Regions from separate parts of the Mus musculus genome. Here region 2 is linked to region 1. A link is a loop called in an ENCODE intact Hi-C map of the cell type or tissue named here. Cell type or tissue: heart. All regions are shown on one strand. Each heading gives the region's core, and the rest is flanking DNA. Links, peaks and the distances in the headings are about the cores only. Region 1 overlaps Raf1 (v-raf-leukemia viral oncogene 1). Region 2 holds the start of Gm24008 (a small nucleolar RNA gene).

The links. A loop is a pair of places that touch in the nucleus more often than their neighbours do. Peaks named below come from ENCODE experiments on the same cell type or tissue, not always from the same donor. Only the 100,000 strongest peaks of a DNase experiment are listed, where the experiment ranks them.
Region 2: a loop joins it to region 1, with 2.1 times the contacts of the local background. A loop is called at or near these places in 4 of 42 quality-filtered maps.

Annotation. Positions count from the first base shown.
Region 1 is chr6:115,638,341-115,646,672 of GRCm38, reverse strand. It overlaps Raf1 (v-raf-leukemia viral oncogene 1), which reads left to right. Exons shown (of 17, transcript NM_029780.4): 2 at 2,031-2,263. The coding sequence starts at 2,057. It also overlaps the pseudogene Gm14335. Among named protein-coding and RNA genes, the nearest start is that of D830050J10Rik, 33 kb to the left of the region's middle. In heart, for the core only: no CTCF peak of the experiment used is centred there; no DNase peak of the experiment used is centred there.
Region 2 is chr6:115,718,308-115,726,639 of GRCm38, reverse strand. Gm24008 (a small nucleolar RNA gene) reads left to right here and starts at 2,808; the gene lies at 2,808-2,945. In heart, for the core only: no CTCF peak of the experiment used is centred there; a DNase peak (open chromatin) is centred at 4,149; H3K4me3 peaks cover 266 bases; H3K27ac peaks cover 774 bases.

The sequences.
Region 1 (8,332 bases), core at 313-8,312:
GGTACTGGTCCAAGTATTAAGAATATACCAGTGAGTTCTGCTCACAGAGCAAACATTTATAAACAGTTTTGGTAAATAATAAATGTCGCACTGAGAATTAATCAAGTTTGTTTGCTGGGGGGAAGGGGAATAGACAGTTTTGGCTGGAGTGTCAGGTAAGGACTCTTTAAAAGGCTGTCTTGGTTGAGACAGATAGTGAAAAGGCTATTTGATTGTTTTTGGGGTTTTCATCCTTTTGGGTGAAGGGAATAAGAAATTCTGAGGTATGAAAATTGGCCTGTTCTGGTGGGTTTGTCTGTTTTCTTTTCTTTCTTTTCTTTTTTGTTTTTGTTTTTGTTTTTGAGACAGGGTTTCTCTGTATAGCCCTGGCTGTCCTGGAACTCACTCTGTAGACCAGGCTGGCCTCGAATTCAGAAATCCACCTGCCTCTGCCTTCCGAGTGCGCCACTACCGCCTGGCTGTCTGTTTTCTTTTTAAGACAAGGTTTCACTATGTAGCCCTGGCTGTCTGGGAACTGAGTATTTAGACCAGGATGGCCTCACATACCTGTCTCTGCCTTCCAAGTGTTAGGATTAAAAGTGTGTCCATCATTACTGGTATGATGGGTATGTTCTGAAAGCAGTCTTAGGGGCTTGATTAAGGAGTTTAGATTTTATTCTGAGTTTTCAGCAAGAGGGTGACATGATGAGCTGCTGTTTAAAGATTGTTTTGGTGATAAAAAACAGCCCCTACGATGTCAGATTTTTAGTAGGTAGTACATTCTGATTCTTCTCCAGAAAGTTGACCGAGATTTAAAATACCACATAGTGATCTTGATTAACTTTCCAAACCGACTCTGCTTTCCTGACTTTAAGGTTACAGATGTTCCATTATGTGTGCTGGGCTTTGTTCCTGCACCCCTATAACACAGTCTGCATTTGCTCAGGCCCCTCATATAGAGGACATAGTATTTACATGGGCTCTGCATATGTCTCTGATGTTTAAGTCCACTTCACCCAGAGAACTCAGGCTTGTTAATCTCTCTCTCTCTCTCTCTCTCTCTCTCTCTCTCTCTCTCTCTCTCACACACACACACACATACACTTTTTGATTTACAATTGGTTGAGTCTATGGCTGTGGACCTACAGGTGTGGCACAGGAGTATGGTTGCAGTCAATCCTTAATTCATTTCCTGGGCTGAGAGTCAGCACATAGTGGGGAGTCAGGTAGAAAGTTCTGGTTGAAAATGGAGTATAGGTTACATTTTCTTTAATTCTAGGACATTTTATCCCTGACTAAGTGATTTGTGTGTCAGGACTGTATGTGAGACAGTAAGAGCTGTAGAGTCAGAGCTCCTCATGTGTGTATCTTAGCCTGTACACTCAGAAGTATGTTGTAAGAATTTTCTGTGCTTTAGATGGGATATCACTTCTACTTAGTATCTAACTGTACGTATTAAGGTGGATAATAGGAATGAGGCATGTATATACATAAATTTGCGTATGTGCTATGTATGCACGCACATATGCTCTGTATCCCACCCCATAATAGAGGCTCCTGGTGAGTTCTAGCTCCTGCTGGATAAGACAAAAGAAGTGTCTGACATAAGGCTCAAAGGGAGATTCTCACAGTTTTCTAAAGGAGGAGAGCCATTACTTTGTCTCCTTGCTGACTTGCAAGTGTCTGGGCGTTAGTCTTATACCTGAGGCGCGTTCCATAGTTAACACATATGTGTTCCATAGTTAACACATCAGATTAAGCTGGTTAGATGGCCAGTCTGCTGCTTTGGTTCTGCACTCAAACTAAACCCTGAATATTACAATGGAAAACTCAGACTTTGTAAGTAGATATGGAATCTGGGAGTTTGGGGGCAGCAGCTAGGATGATTTCTTACAAAGAGTAGAAGGAAGAAATAAATCACTATATTTCTTTCCTGACTAACTTGCTCACAGATTACAAAAAAAGCCATAAACCACTGTTTTCACAACTTTCTATATTGTGTTCTTGGGTTAAGTACTTTTCTTCTAGAATTATAATTATTTGTCTTTCAGGTATAAGTATTGTTTAAACTGCATCAATGGAGCACATACAGGGAGCTTGGAAGACGATCAGCAATGGCTTTGGACTCAAAGATGCGGTGTTTGATGGCTCCAGCTGCATCTCCCCTACCATTGTTCAGCAGTTTGGCTATCAGCGCCGGGCCTCAGATGATGGCAAGCTCACGGATTCTTCTAAGACAAGCAATACTATCCGGGTTTTCTTGCCGAATAAGCAAAGGACTGTGGTATGTGACCCTAGAAAATGTAGTTCTCTTACCTTTGGAGACTGTGCTATGCTGTCCAGTTTATAGATGGGAGAATCTCCTTGTCACTTGGGATCTCTGTTAATCGTTTTTTTTTTTTTAACTCCCCCAAGTGAAGATTTATTTTTATTTTTAAAAAGACTTATTTGGGGTTTGAGATGGCTCAGTGGTTAAGAGAACTGACTGCTTTTCCAGAGGTCACGAGGTCAAATCCCAGCAACCAACCACAATGGTGGCTTACAACCATCTGTAATGAGAAGCAAATAATAAAAACCTATGGGCTGGATGTGGGGGAGGGGGAGGTGGAAAGAGCTGGGCCGGAGCAAGAGGGAGAAGGAAATGGGGGGAAAAAAGAAAAAAAAAAGACCTATTTGTTTTATGTCTCTCTCTCTATATATAAGTGTTCTGTCTTCATGCATACCAAAAGAGGGAATCAAATCCTATTACAGGTGGTTGGGAGCCAGCATGGGTGCTGGAGATCAAACTCAGGACCTGTAGAAGAACAGTCAGCCGCTCAGATTTACTTTATGAAATCACTGTTCTGCTCACTCTCTACTGCCTTCAAACGTGGCCCACAAAAGCCTTTTTCTGCATCTTTATTTTTGGGTGAGGAGGAGAGGCTATTTCTGATACTTTTTTTTCTTTTGAAATATTTTTAAAATTGTATTTATTAATTTTGTGTGTGTTCATGTGTGTGTGGTGCTTGCATATGTGTACTGCTACAGTATGACATGGAGGCCAGAGCACAGCTTGTATGAGGAGATTTCCTCTTCCATTACCACATGGTCCCTGGTGCTGAGCTCAGACGGTCCAGGTGTGGCAGCAGCTGTTTGCCTCCAGAGCATCTTGTTAGCCTTTTTTTTTTTTTTTTTTGGGAGAAGTTTTTTTTTCTTCTTCTTTTAGTTTCCAAGCTAATTAAAACTAATTAAAGAAAGTGGGGAAAGAGACATTTATTCTTCTGTGAATGCAAAGTATTGACTTAATTTTTGAGATTGCATTAAATATGAGGAAAATACAATTTTCTGGGTTATTTTACTTTAGGAAAAAAGTCTAGATTTTTAATTTTGAAAAAAATTTAGTTTTTGTTTTATGTGAGTGGGTGTTTGCTACCTGCCATGTATGTCTGTGTGCCAGTGTGTTCAGAGCGCATAGAGGCTGGGAGAGGACACTGGATTCCCTGGAACTGGAGTTACAAACTGTTATGAGCTGCTACGTGGTGCTGGGAATTAAATGTGGCTGCTCTGCAAGAAAAGCCAGTGCTTTTAACTACTAGGCTGTCTCTCCATCTCCTAGGAAAAGATATTTTATTATTTTATAGGCCCAAGATAGATTTTTAGGTTGCTTAAGAAGAAACTCCTGCCTTGTCTCTTCTCAGGGCACAAAATATTTTTGCATTTTTCCATGGAATCAATGACAGGTCCATGTTGGAACCAGATGTTGTCAACAGGATTTTCTGACAGGAAACCCCATTATTTTCTAAGGACCCACTGCTCAAAACCCTTTACTGTTCTGAACTTTAAAAGCAAAAAACCAGTTTGACTGAAACAGAAAAGTGAAGTTATATTGGTTTTTGTTTGTCAGGTCTTGTTTAACCTAAATTTAAAACTTGTCCATCCTTGTGGAGCACAGTATGAGACATTTGTTTGTTCCTAAGGTTGGGAGGCCAGCCAGAGCTTTCTTGGTTTTCTTCTGACAGTCCCCTCTGGTTCTTCTTTTCTTTTCTTTTCTTTTCTTTTCTTTTCTTTTCTTTTCTTTTCTTTTCTTTCCTCTTCCTCTTCCTCTTCCTCTTCCTCTTCCTCTTCCTCTTCCTCTTCCTCTTCCTCCTCCTCCTCCTCCTCCTCCTCCTCCTCCTCCTCCTCCTCCTTCTCTTCTCTTCTCTTCTCTTCTCTTCTCTTCTCTTCTCTTCTCTTCTCTTCTCTTCTCTTCTCTTCTCTTTTTCTGTTTTTTTGAGACAGGGTTTCTCTGTGTAGCCCTGGCTGTCCTGGAACTCACTCTGTAGACCAGGCTGGCCTGTAACTCGGAAATCTGCCTGCCTCCGCCTCCCAAGTGCTGAGATTAAAGATGTGTGCCACCACTGCCTGGCCCCCTCTGGTTTTTCTAGTTGATTCCTTCATCCTTATTTATTTTGTTTGTGTGGTTTGTACCTGAGTGTATGTCAGTGTACCATGTATACACAGCATCCATAGAAGCCAGAAGAGGACATTAAATTCTCTAGATCTGAAGTTTGGGCTACCCAGTGCTTTCAGGGTTCATAGGCAGCTTAGTATGAGATTCAAAAGAAATTAATTTTTTAATTAATTAATTCATTTTATTTATTTTTTAAAGAAGAAGGTTGCTGAGTAGCTACCTTAAGATTAGGGACACGGTATTTGTGCCAGTTAGTTGTGCTGGCTGCTGCTTCTCCTTTCACTATTTCTCCACTTACTTTTCCACTCTGGAGTCCAGATTCACAGATGAGGTATTTTAGGAACAAATCTGAAGTGCCAACATTAGATCATAGACCTTCTAGCTTGTGCTCCCTTCCCTGGATCCAGAACTTTGAGTTGTAGGTTGTCTAGGGCATTCCTCCAAGACAGGACCATGTTGGCTAGGTCATATGGAACCTCCCACTTCCCCTAAGCCTGTAAGAACCTGAGAACCTGGCCTTTGTTCTTCTTGACTGAAGATACCCTTTCTGTCTCCCTTGTTGCACTTCTGTAGTACAATAACTATTCCAACTCTCCTAATACCGTCATCCTTCTTTAGGGCTACAATGGCTGGTTATGCCTGTGAGCTCATAACTGGTGGATAAAATTCTTTCAAATGTGTCATGTCTCCACCAACCTGCAGTAATTTCGAATAGCCAGCAGATCTTTTTAGCTTATTTCTCCAGGGATAAAAAAGAAAATCTTCACTTGTTAGTATTGCTTTGTACAAGCAAAGCCATTTTAATATTAAAAGAGTAAAAAGGGTTATTTCAAGATGAGAATGGATTCTGTTCGAATGGATTGTGTATCACATGACAGATAATTCAGCATTTCATAGATGGAGTTACTCTTCATGGTGCTGAACACTGCAATTTAGAACCAGATTTAATACTTGTTTCGGGTCCATTTGTAGATGTTAAAAACTAAGAGCCATTGAGGCTGCAGAGATGGCTCTACAGTTAAGAGGGTCCTGGAGTTCAACTAGAAGCACCCCAGTTAAGCAGCCCACACTCTCCTGCTCCAGGGAATATTACATGTATAGCCTCTGTTACAGTGCACATGCATTTATGTACACCTTTCTCTGGGAAAACCAGTGGTGGAAAGTGTCTTCTGGCAGCCAGTACCCTCAGGCAGCCAGCACTCCCCATCCTAGAGTGGCTTCCCAGGATTTCTCTTCTTACAGCTCAGTGAGACACCATTGACCAAATCACAGTGTGAATCTGGTGGCAGGAGAGACAGACTGAGGATGTGTTTAACCGAAACGATTTTAGAAGGATACTTGTCTTTAGAAGAATAATAGTCTTTTAATGTTTCTTGACATTTTGTTTTCTAAACATGCACGTCTCTCTGACTGCTGCTTCTCATTGTTACTGGACAAGTGAGTTACTAGAGTTGAGAACTGCTGCCCTTACAACCAACCACCTGGCAGTCAGGAATAGACACAGGTTCTTGGAAGCAGACTCCTTGGATGTGTTGTACAGGAGGCTAGGGAGACTCTTTTACAAACCCCTTGGCTGCTTCCCATGCTGTCTACATCTGGGGACATTAGTGGAGTAGAGAATAGATTAAGAGCTGTTCAGCTCTTAGAATCTGTTGTGACTTCTATTGGAAATATTAAAATAACCACATATCACTTTACAGTTTTGAAAGCTATGCTCTGCAGTATAGGTGCATGAGTCTGTCAATGTGTGAGTTTAGCACTCTTTGTTTTAGCACTTTCTTTTCTCATGTCTTTATAGCTCAGATCTCTAGTGCAGGCATGTCTGCCTCGTTTTGCTACACACTAGTAAGATGTTATAAGGGTAAATACCTATGAAAGTAAAGAGCTTACAGTAACAGTTCTGGTATGTTTATCACCTGGCTTACCCTTGGCTGATCATAGCAGTTCTTTTTGTCTGTTTCCACCCACACCTTTTCATTTGTTTTGATACAAATCCTAGATAGCGTTTGTCTGAACTAGTTTGGTATGTCCAAGGAACTTTTTTCTTTAGACAGAGTCTAACTCTGTAGTCTATACTGGACTTAAACTCAAAGCAGCCATCTGTTTGAAACTCTTAAATGTTGGGAATAGATGCAAACCACCATGAAGCTATTAGAAACTTACATAATGTTAATTGTTTAAATAGGCAACATGATTTACAAGTATGGGTGACTTCTGCCCCTGTCTAGTTCCCCAGTTCTTTCCCTTAGTATGCCTGTGATAAAAAAGGTTTATCAACTTGAAGAATCAGATGGCCTCATCCACACCAAAGGAGGAGTTTGCTTATTTATTTATTTATTTATTTATTTACATCAGATCTCATTACGGATGGTTGTGAGCCACCATGTAGTTGCTGGGATTTGAACTTGGGACCTTCGAAAGAGCAGTTTGCGCTCTTAACCACTGAGCCACCTCGCCAGCCCAAGGAGGAGCTTTTAAAGCTTAGAAAACCCTTTTCTTTTTTCTGTCACTAAAGTGGAGGAACTCTGATCCCCCGCTTCCTACTCACCCTCACTGCTTTGACATTTGTTAGGAAGATCATCTCTCCATTTTGTTGAAAGTGGGCTCATCTCATGTGTGTTTCACCTTCTGTCCATGCTTCTGTGCACTTATGTGCACTCTTGCAAGGCCAGATAACTAAATGTGCTAAGTATCCCTCCATACCACTTAAAATTATTTTAAAAACGTATTTGTGTGTGTGTGTGTGTGTGTGTGTGTGTGTGTGTGTGTGTGTGTGTGTATGTATGTATACATACGTGTGTATACACTCGTGCATGTGTGCTCCATGGTGCATTTGTGGAGATCAGAGAATAGATAACTTCTGGGAGTTAGTGTCTGCTTCCACCATATTTGTCTCAGGGATTGAACTTAAGTTGTCAGGCTTGGCGGGAAGCACCTGCCCTCTAATTTTAATAGCAAGGTGTATGTCTTTCTAACCCACACAGCATACATAAACATATACTGGTTTCCCCACCTTTAAAATAGTCTTACTCTTGAGCGGAGGCTTTGGCTGCGGGGGAAGGAGGACTATGAAGCTTCCGAATATCCTGCTCACCGGTACACCAGGGGTTGGAAAAACCACTCTAGGCAAAGAACTTGCATCAAGATCAGGCCTGAAGTATGTTAACGTGGAGATCTAGCTCGAGAAGTCTGATTAGCGGATATCATGGAGTCTGGCAAGATGGCGTCTCCCAAGAGCATGCTGAAAGATGCACAGATGATGGCACAAATCCTGAAGGATATGGGGATTACAGAATATGAGCCAAGAGTTATAAATCAGGTGCTGGAGTTTGCCTTCCGATATGTGACCACAATTCTAGATGATGCTAAAATCTATTCCAGCCATGCTAAGAAAGCTACTGTTGATGCAGATGACGTACGACTGGCAATCCAGTGCCGTGCTGACCAGTCTTTCACTTCTCCGTCCCCGAGAGATTTCTTGTTAGATATTGCACGACAAAGAAATCAAACTCCTTTGCCACTGATCAAGCCATATTCAGGTCCTAGATTGCCACCTGATAGATATTGCTTAACTGCCCCAAACTGTAGGCTTAAGTCTTTACAGAAAAAGGCACCTGCTCCTGCAGGAAGAATAACAGTTCCAAGGTTAAGTGTTGGTTCAGTTTCTAGTAGACCAAGTACTCCCACCCTAAGTACACCGACTCCACAAACCATGTCTGTTTCAACTAAAGTAGGCACCCCAATGTCCCTCACAGGACAGAGGTTTACAGTACAGATGGCTGCGTCTCAGTCCCCTGCTGTAAAAGGTTCTATACCTGCAACATCAACAGTTCAGAATGTTCTTATTAATCCATTGTTAATTGGGTCCAAAAACATTCTTATTACTACTAATATGGTATCACAAAATACAGCCGAGTCAGCAAA
Region 2 (8,332 bases), core at 176-8,175, 80 kb before region 1:
CCAGATAACCATGAGGCCCCAGATTTGATCCCAGCACCCACATAGAAAGCAAAGTGTGATATGTAGTACCAGCCCTCGGGGGTGGGGAGAAAACAGGTGCCTACCGTCCAGCTGGGTAACCAGTCAGCCCCTCGTCTTAGTAAGAGACTCTGTCCCTGACATAAAGAGACTGACTTCAGACTGCTGTGCATAACTGTGCACACACACAGCCGGGCGTGGTGGCGCACGCCTGTAATCCCAGCACTTGGGAGGCAGAGGCAGGCAGATTTCTGAGTTCGAGGCCAGCCTGGTCTACAGAGTGAGTTCCAGAACACCTGGGGCTACACAGAAAAACCCTGTCTCGAAAAAACAAAAAAAACAAACAACAACAACAACAAAAACTGTGCACACACATGAACATACTCACAAGTCCATACAAAACTCAAAACCTTTTAAAATTTAAGAAGAAAAAGAATTGAAGAACCAGGTGTGACAGAAACCTTTAATCCCAGCACTTAGCAGGCAGTGGTAGGAAATAGTTCTGTGAGTTCTAGGCCAGCTGGGCTATAGAGCAAATCCCTAACTCAACAAAGCAAAACAAAATGTTTTAAGGGGCTAAAAGGGGGGGCTGGTGAGATGGCTCAGTGGATAAGAGCACCTGACTGTTCTTCCGAAGGTCCGAAGTTCAAATCCCAGCAACCACATGGTGGCTCACAACCACCCGTAATGAGATCTGATGCCCTCTTCTGGTGTGTCTGAAGACAGCTACAGTGTACTTACATATAAGAAATAAATAAATCTAAAAAAAGGGGGGTGCTAAAAGGGTCAGTGGTTGAATGTTTGCCTGGTATACAAGAGATCCTGGCTTTGAATACCCAGCACTCAAAACAAAGAAAATAAAAAGGTAAAATCTAGGAAGATGGAGAGATGGCTCAGAGGTTAAGAGCACTGACTCCTCCTTCAGAGGAACCACATGGTGGCTCACAACCATCTGTAATGTGACCTGATGCCCTCTTCTGGTGTGCATGAACGCAGCTATGGTGTACTCAAATAAATTGAATAAAAGGAAAAAAATCTATGTTTTACCTTGTATTTTTTCAACCTCAGCTTATTAGTGACCATAAAAGCAGGACATGACCGATAGGTTGAAACCCCCTAGGCATGGGACAAAGCCAGAGGAAGATGGAGGACACAGTCATTTTGGTCCTTGGCAGCCTGGATGCGTCAGAGAGAGGCTAGTTCAGCGCTTTATGCTCCCAGGTCTCCCAGCTCCGCCAAGGGTCTGAGTGGCGCACTCCCTCCCAGCCCAGTCCAGCAGTGACCTTGATGGTTCTCAGGGCCTCTGTACCACCGGAGCTTGGGCGCTGGTTACATCTCAGGCTATGGATTCCAGGAGCTCCCGTCCAAAGTGGGGTCTAAAAGAAAGCATGGAATCCTGAACTGGGCAGACAGGACTGGAAATGAAGGGGCGTTGGCCCTTGGCTGTCCTGGACCCTGGTCATCGAACTTGTGCAGTCATCCACCCACAGGCCAAAGGAACACTGAGTGTGCGCGGAGACCATGCAGGTCAGCCGACACCGGGGGAAAAGGTCAAGCCCGGGAGAACAATGACAGCTGTTTGTCTCAGTTTCCTGAAAGGGACCCAGTTCACATGTTGCTGTTCCCCAAGGCTGAGTGTTGAATGCTTGGTCCTCTTGGTGGAACTACTAGGAAGTGGTGAAATAGTGAGACAATGGAGCCTACAGAGCCTACCAGTGGGTAGAGGATTGTATACCAAGATGGCTTTAGAAAGATCTCTCTAGCTATTCTCTTCAGGCTGTGTGAACAAGACCCTGGTCCTGTAGACAGATCTCCAAGATCAGGATCAGAACTGACCAAGGCCACACTCGGCCTTGGCCACACTGGAACAGAGGGATCCTGAGGCAGACCCATGCCTGGAGACGCAGACACCTCTGACACTCACCTTTAGCTCACAGACTCCCTAATATGGCAGATGGACACACTCACCTTAGGTGGCAAGCAGAGACCTCTCCCACATACTCCCCCCTACCACTCTCCCAACCTGAGGACTTCCAGGATAGCCTTCTGTGGGCCTGGGCACCAGAGGTTTTCCACGGAGATCTCTGTCCAGGCTAGGTGTGAGGGTTCCAGCAAAGAGAAGTGAGTGCAGGCAGGGAGACAAGTCTCTGTGGTGCCTTCCAGGTCGCTTGGTAACTCCAGCTGAGTTGGGTTGGGCTGGGCCAATGAGAAGCCTATCCAGTGAGGAGTGTGGTGGGACCTCAGGTGGCTCTTCAGGAGAGAAGATCTCTTCCCAATGTCACAGCTCTTGGAACAAAAGACTCAGATGAGAAGTAGTTCTCACAAACCTTTAATTCCCTGGACGGATTTATATACAGTCTGGGGGTGATTCAGGGTTTGACAGCAGGTACCTCTCATTGGCTTGGACTGAGAATTTGGGGGAAACCTTATTTGCATGTGGGAAAGCTTGGTGCTGCTTCTACATGACTGATAACAACACACCTCTCCTGTGGGGGCTGTGGGGGCGGTAACTTCGACAGGAGCCAGGAGTCCAGGAACGCCTTCCGTCATATGTAGGTGGAAATTACCACCTACCGGGTCCCACTGGAGTTCAAGATCTACGCTCAACTGGAGACCAGGCTGTCTGTGCGCAGCCCACTGCCCCATAGTCTTCCAACTTCCCCTTCCCTCCTTACATCCTCTCAGACCCAGACTCTCTCTTAACAAGTCTCTGAACATTTAACCTTGCCCTGGCATTGGCTTTCAGAAGGATCCAGACCACCAGAGTAAGCTGTCTTTTCTCTTTTTCTACTGCTTATGACACAGCAAGTAAGGTGTGGCGGCTGTGTCACATGCATGTCGTCAGTGGGTAACAGAGAGGAGAGAGGCCATGTCTATGCCCAGTGTTCTACCTATGAATATCTGAATGTCTGAAAAAATCGAGCTTGAGAGAACAACCATTCTGGTGCCAGGCAGGCCCAGATGGGCTCCCAGGACAGGGAGCAAGCCAGAGACTAGAAGAACCCAGCCTGCAGCTGTCTGCCCCCCGGCAGAAACGGGTCCTAAACAGACAATTCTCAAAAGGGGCCACTCAGGCAAGTGGGGCAAGGAGTGAGCTTGAAATGACTACCGGACCAGCGCCAGGGGGTCCAGTCAAGGAGCTAGCCTGAGATATCCATCAGTCCAGAACCACACCGGCCTGGGTGTGAGCAGACTATGTCTGAGTAGACCCCTGCCCAGCACTGTAATGCACATAGCATTCTTGAGATGACCCAGACACTCAGAGATCCTGGGCACCACTAAGAGGAGCAAGTAAGTGTGGAGAAACGGAGGAGAAAGAGAAGCAGAAGGACGTGGACCCACTGAAGTGAGGCAGAACTGATGTGAGTAACTGGTGATACCACCTGGGACTATTGTGGAGTCCTTGCCTGTGCAGCCACCAAGGACCACGTCTGGATCTGTCGACCTGCAGCAGCAGGGATCTATAATCACCAAAGGTCAAGAGGATGTCCCTGGTCTAGGCTGCCACTAGGGCTGTGTTGATGTCTGAGAGATGTGCAGAATTGGCCCTACCCCTCACTTGGGCATTGTGGGAGATCTGGCCCTGGGAACATGAGAGCAGGAGAGCTGCCCCTGTCCCTACCCAGCTGCAGTGCTTGGGAGAGAGGGCTCCATACATTGCAGGCATTTTGGGTGAGCCAGCCCAATGTGAGTGTGGAAGAGCTCATCTCCCATGTGCTGGCGTGGATGTGGGAGAGAGCGCCTCCTCCCCTCTTGTCCTTCACCACCTTCAGCAGGCAGGAGGAGACCTAGCCCTGGGGGTCGAGAGAGCTGGAGAGCAGTTCTTGGCCCTCACCAGTTGCAGCACTCAAGAGAGCGGGCCCTGTCCCCCCTCTAGGCAGCCAGGTGACCCTGGTGGCCAGGGTAGGGATGAGGCAACCATGAGAGTGTGACAGCAGGAGAGCCGACAGGTTGCTCAGATACCGCCCTGGCCCAGATCCAGGGCTTTGAATTGGCCCACCCCAACATCTACCCCGTTGATGAACTGATGGGGTGCATGAAGGAGCTGATCCTACAGATCCAACACTACAGCTCTCCATGACACAGGGCAACAACAGGATGTCCGAGAGGAGCCCCAGTGAGGATCCAGTATTGCTGGAGTAGCAGAAGCAAGCCAGAGGCCTCATACCAGACCAATGAATCACTGCAATGAACATTTGTTATCAGGGTAGACAGAAGGGTTTACTGTGGGACACATTGTGACACACTTCAACTTCCACAACGAGGAGACTTTTCTTTTTCTCTGTTGGTGGGGAAGTTGCGAGACTGGAAAGCAGGTATGAGGGGAGGGGAAGGCGAGTAGATTAGGGTGCATGATGTGAAATTCACAAAGAACCAATAAAAAGTTAAAGAAGGGAAGAGAGAAAGAGAGAAAAAGAAAGAGAGAAAGAAGGATCTTGTTTTTAAAGACAGGGTCTCTCTGATATGTAGCCCGGCTGTTCTGGAACTCAATAAAGACCATGCTGCTCTTGAACTCAAGAGATCCACCTGCCTCTGCCTTCTGAGTGTTCCAATTAAAGATGTACACCACCACCACACCTAGCATCTGACTGGTCTTATGCCTTGTTTGGTTCAAGACAGGGCTTCTCTGTATAGTCCTTACCATCCTGAAACTCTTTCTGTAGACCAGGCTGGCCTCAAACTCAGAGATTAGCCTGCCTCTGTCGCTTGGGTTCTGAGATTAAAAGTGTGCGACACCACCACCCGGCTAGTATTAAGTTAATTTAACATAAGCTAGAGTTATCTGAAAGGAGGGAACCTCAGTTGAGAAAATGCCTCCATAAGATCCAGCTGTAGGACATTTTCTTAATTAGAGGTTCCAGCCCACTGTGGGTGGTGCTATTCCTGAAGTGGCCATTCTGGGTCCTATAAGAAAGCAGACTGAGTAAACCATGAGGAGCAACCCAGTAAGCAGCACTCATCCATGGCTTCTGCAACAGCTCCTGCCTCCAGGTTCCTGCCCAGTTTGAGTTCCTGTCATGACTTACTTCAATGATGAGCAGTGATATGGAAGTGTAAGCTGAATAAGCCATTTCCAGGGAGGTGTTTTTGATCAAGGTGTTCTGTCATACAGTTAGAAACCCTAAGACACACAGCAAATAAAAAATTTTAAACTAAATAAAGCTGTCATGGCAGTGTGGGCCTGTGATTTCTGGGAAGTCAGGGGCAGGCAGATCTTTGTGAGTTCTAGGGCTATATCAAGAGACCCTGTCAGAGACAAACTGAAAATGTAGAAAGCAAGAAAGGAGGATGCCCTGCCTCTAGCCTGTACATACAGCACACACAGACACCTCCACAGAAGCACACATGTGTAAACCAAACCAACCAAACACCAAAGAAACAAAAACCCCACGAAGAAGAACAACAAAAATTAATAAGCACCTTTTGTTTTGTTTTGTTTTGTTTTGTTTTGTTGAGACAGGGTTTCTCTGTGTAGCCCTGGATGTCCTGGAACTCACTCTGTAGACCAGGCTGGTCTCGAATTCAGAAATCTGCCTGCCTCTGCCTCCCAAGTGCTAGGGTTAAAGGTGTGCGCCACCACCGCCCAGCATAAGCACCTTTTTTGAGACTAGGTCTCACCATGAGCACCAGGCTGGCCTCTAACTCACAGAGATCTGCTTGTCTCTGCCTCCAGAGTATGGGAGTACCACACTTGACAAATTAATTTTTATGAACTTAAACAATGTTCCTTGATTCATTTTTTTTGTTTCTGCTTGTTCATTTGTTTTTGTGCGTAAGTTTTCCTTTTCTTTTCAGAGCCGATGACTGAATCCGGGTCCTTGTACCTGCTAGGCAATTGCTCTGTCACTGAGCTAAACTTCCACCTCTTGATAGACATTTCAGTTCAGATGAAAGTCAGACAACTGACAAATGTGTGAAGGCATGCTGTGGGGGTTTGAATAGGCTTGGCCCCTATAGACTCATGTATTTGAATGCTCGGTCATAGTGAGTGGCACTATCAGGAGGTGTGGCCTTGTTGGAGGAAGTATGTCACTGTGGGGGTGGGGGTTTTGAGGTTATATATGCTCAAGCTCAGCCCAGTGTGGAAGACAGTCTTTTTGCTGCCTTCAGATCAAGATGCAGAACTCTCCAGCTCCTCCAGCACCAGGTCTGCCTGAACCCTGCCATGCTTCCCACCATGATGATAATGGACTAAACCTCTGAAACTGTAAGCCAGCTCCAATTGCCTTGGTCATGGTGTCTCTTCACAACAATAAAACTCGAAGACACATACTTAATATACTGTATTATATGGAATCATTAAAATGACCATGGGCTACACACCCTCAAGAGAGGTGACAATTACTATCTGGTGATACAAAATGTTGCTGAGTGGAGCAGTGGGAATGAACAGTGTGCTGGGCAGGATCAGCCAGGCATTTGTTCAGCCACTCTGGAAAACTCTCTGGCATTATCTAGTACAGCCAGCCAGAGATACACTGTCTAGGTATACCTAGATACACTGTCACATCGATACCCAAGAGAGAAGCACAGCCTCATGCAACAGAGCATAAGGGAAGACAGAAGACTCGAAGCAGCGCTGTGCAAGACAGCCCCAATCTGAAAGTAGTCCAAATGTCCCTGAGCAGAATGAAATTATTGTATAGTCATGTACTGAAATATTATACAGCAGTGCCAGCGAGATGACTTAGCAGGTAAGAGAGCTTAGCACCCAGGCCTAGCAAAACTGAATTCCATCCCCAGGAACCACACGGTGGGAGGAGAGAAACAATTCCGTGGCATAGCCCTCTGACCTCCATGTCTACGCTGTGGCGTGGACAGCTGAATCCCCACATCATACATTCACATACTAATTATTAATTTTAAAAGAAAATGAGAAAGCACATTTTCATGTAATAGCATTGATGAACCTCACAAACATAGTGTGATAGATCATTTTAATTTTTTAAAATTATGTGTGTGTCTGTGTGGAAGTATGTATACATGAGTGCCCGGTACCTTCAGAAGTCAGAAGAGGGTGTCAGATCCCCTGGGACTGGAGTTCCTGGCAGTAGTGAGCAAACCACCCAGTGGGTGCTGAGGATTGAACTCTGGGCCTCTGCAAGATCCGTAATCACTCTCAATGGCCGAGCCTTCTCTCCAGTGCCCATAAACATTAGATTGAATGAAATGTGTGACTTTATTTACACAAACTTCCCATTTTTAAATATGTATTCTGATAATTAAGCACAAAGCAAAAAGAATGCAGGCACAGCCCTGCAGATCCGGGAGATGTATGATTTCCTGGGCAGTCAATGTCTGATTGAATAAGGGAGTGGCAAAGTCCTCTGTCTTTGTTTTTTGTTTGTTTGTTTAGTTTAGTTTTTCTAGACAGGGTTTCTCTGTAACAAAGCCCTGGCTGTCCTGGACTCGATTTATAGACTAGGCTGCTGCCCTTGAACTGACAGAGACCCACCTGTCTCTGCCTCTGCCTCTGCCTCTGCCTCTGCCTCTGCCTCTGCCTCCTCTGCCTCTGCCTCTGCCTCTGCCTCTGCCTCTGCCTCTGCCTCTGCCTCTGCCTCTGCCTCTGCCTCTGCCTCTGCCTCTGCCTCTGCCTCTGCCTCTGCCTCTGCCTCTGCCTCTGCCTCCCAAGGGCCACCAAGCCCCTCTCATTTCTTTAGTTTTTAAGATACAGAATCTACAGGTAGCACAGGTTGTCCTCAGACTCAAATCCTCTTGTCTCTGAAAACTGAGTGCTGGGATTAAAGGCATGCCAGACTTCTGGATACTTTTCTACGTATTCCATGATAAAAATTAAGTAGAGAGATGAGTTAGTGATTAAGTGTGCATGTTGCTCTTCCAGGGAACCCGGGTTCTGTTCCCCACACCTACATTGAGCTGCTCACAGTGACCTGCAACTCCAGTTCCAGGAAGATCCAACATGTGTGGTCTCTGAGGCCGCCTGCATCCACATGTACACGCGCGCCCATGTGTGTGTGTGTGACAGAGAGGGAAAGTCAGAGAAGGAAAGAAACAGAGGGAGAAAAGGGAGAGAGAGAGAGAGAGAGAGAGAGAGAGAGAGAGAGAGAGAGAGAGAGAGAGAGAGAGGAGGGAAGTGGAGGGAAGTGGAGGGAGTAAGTTTGAAACCATGAACTTTGCTCTTCTGGACACAAGAGGGGGTGCTAACCGGTGACCAGCTAAGGAAACCAGGTTTCCTAGCAACAGAGAAAAACATTGAGCAGGAAGTTTCTAAGATTCAGTCGATGGATTTCAGCTCTGCACCTGCTTGGGGCAAGGCTCGCTCCTGGCACCTGGAGCCTTCTGTTGAGTCTTG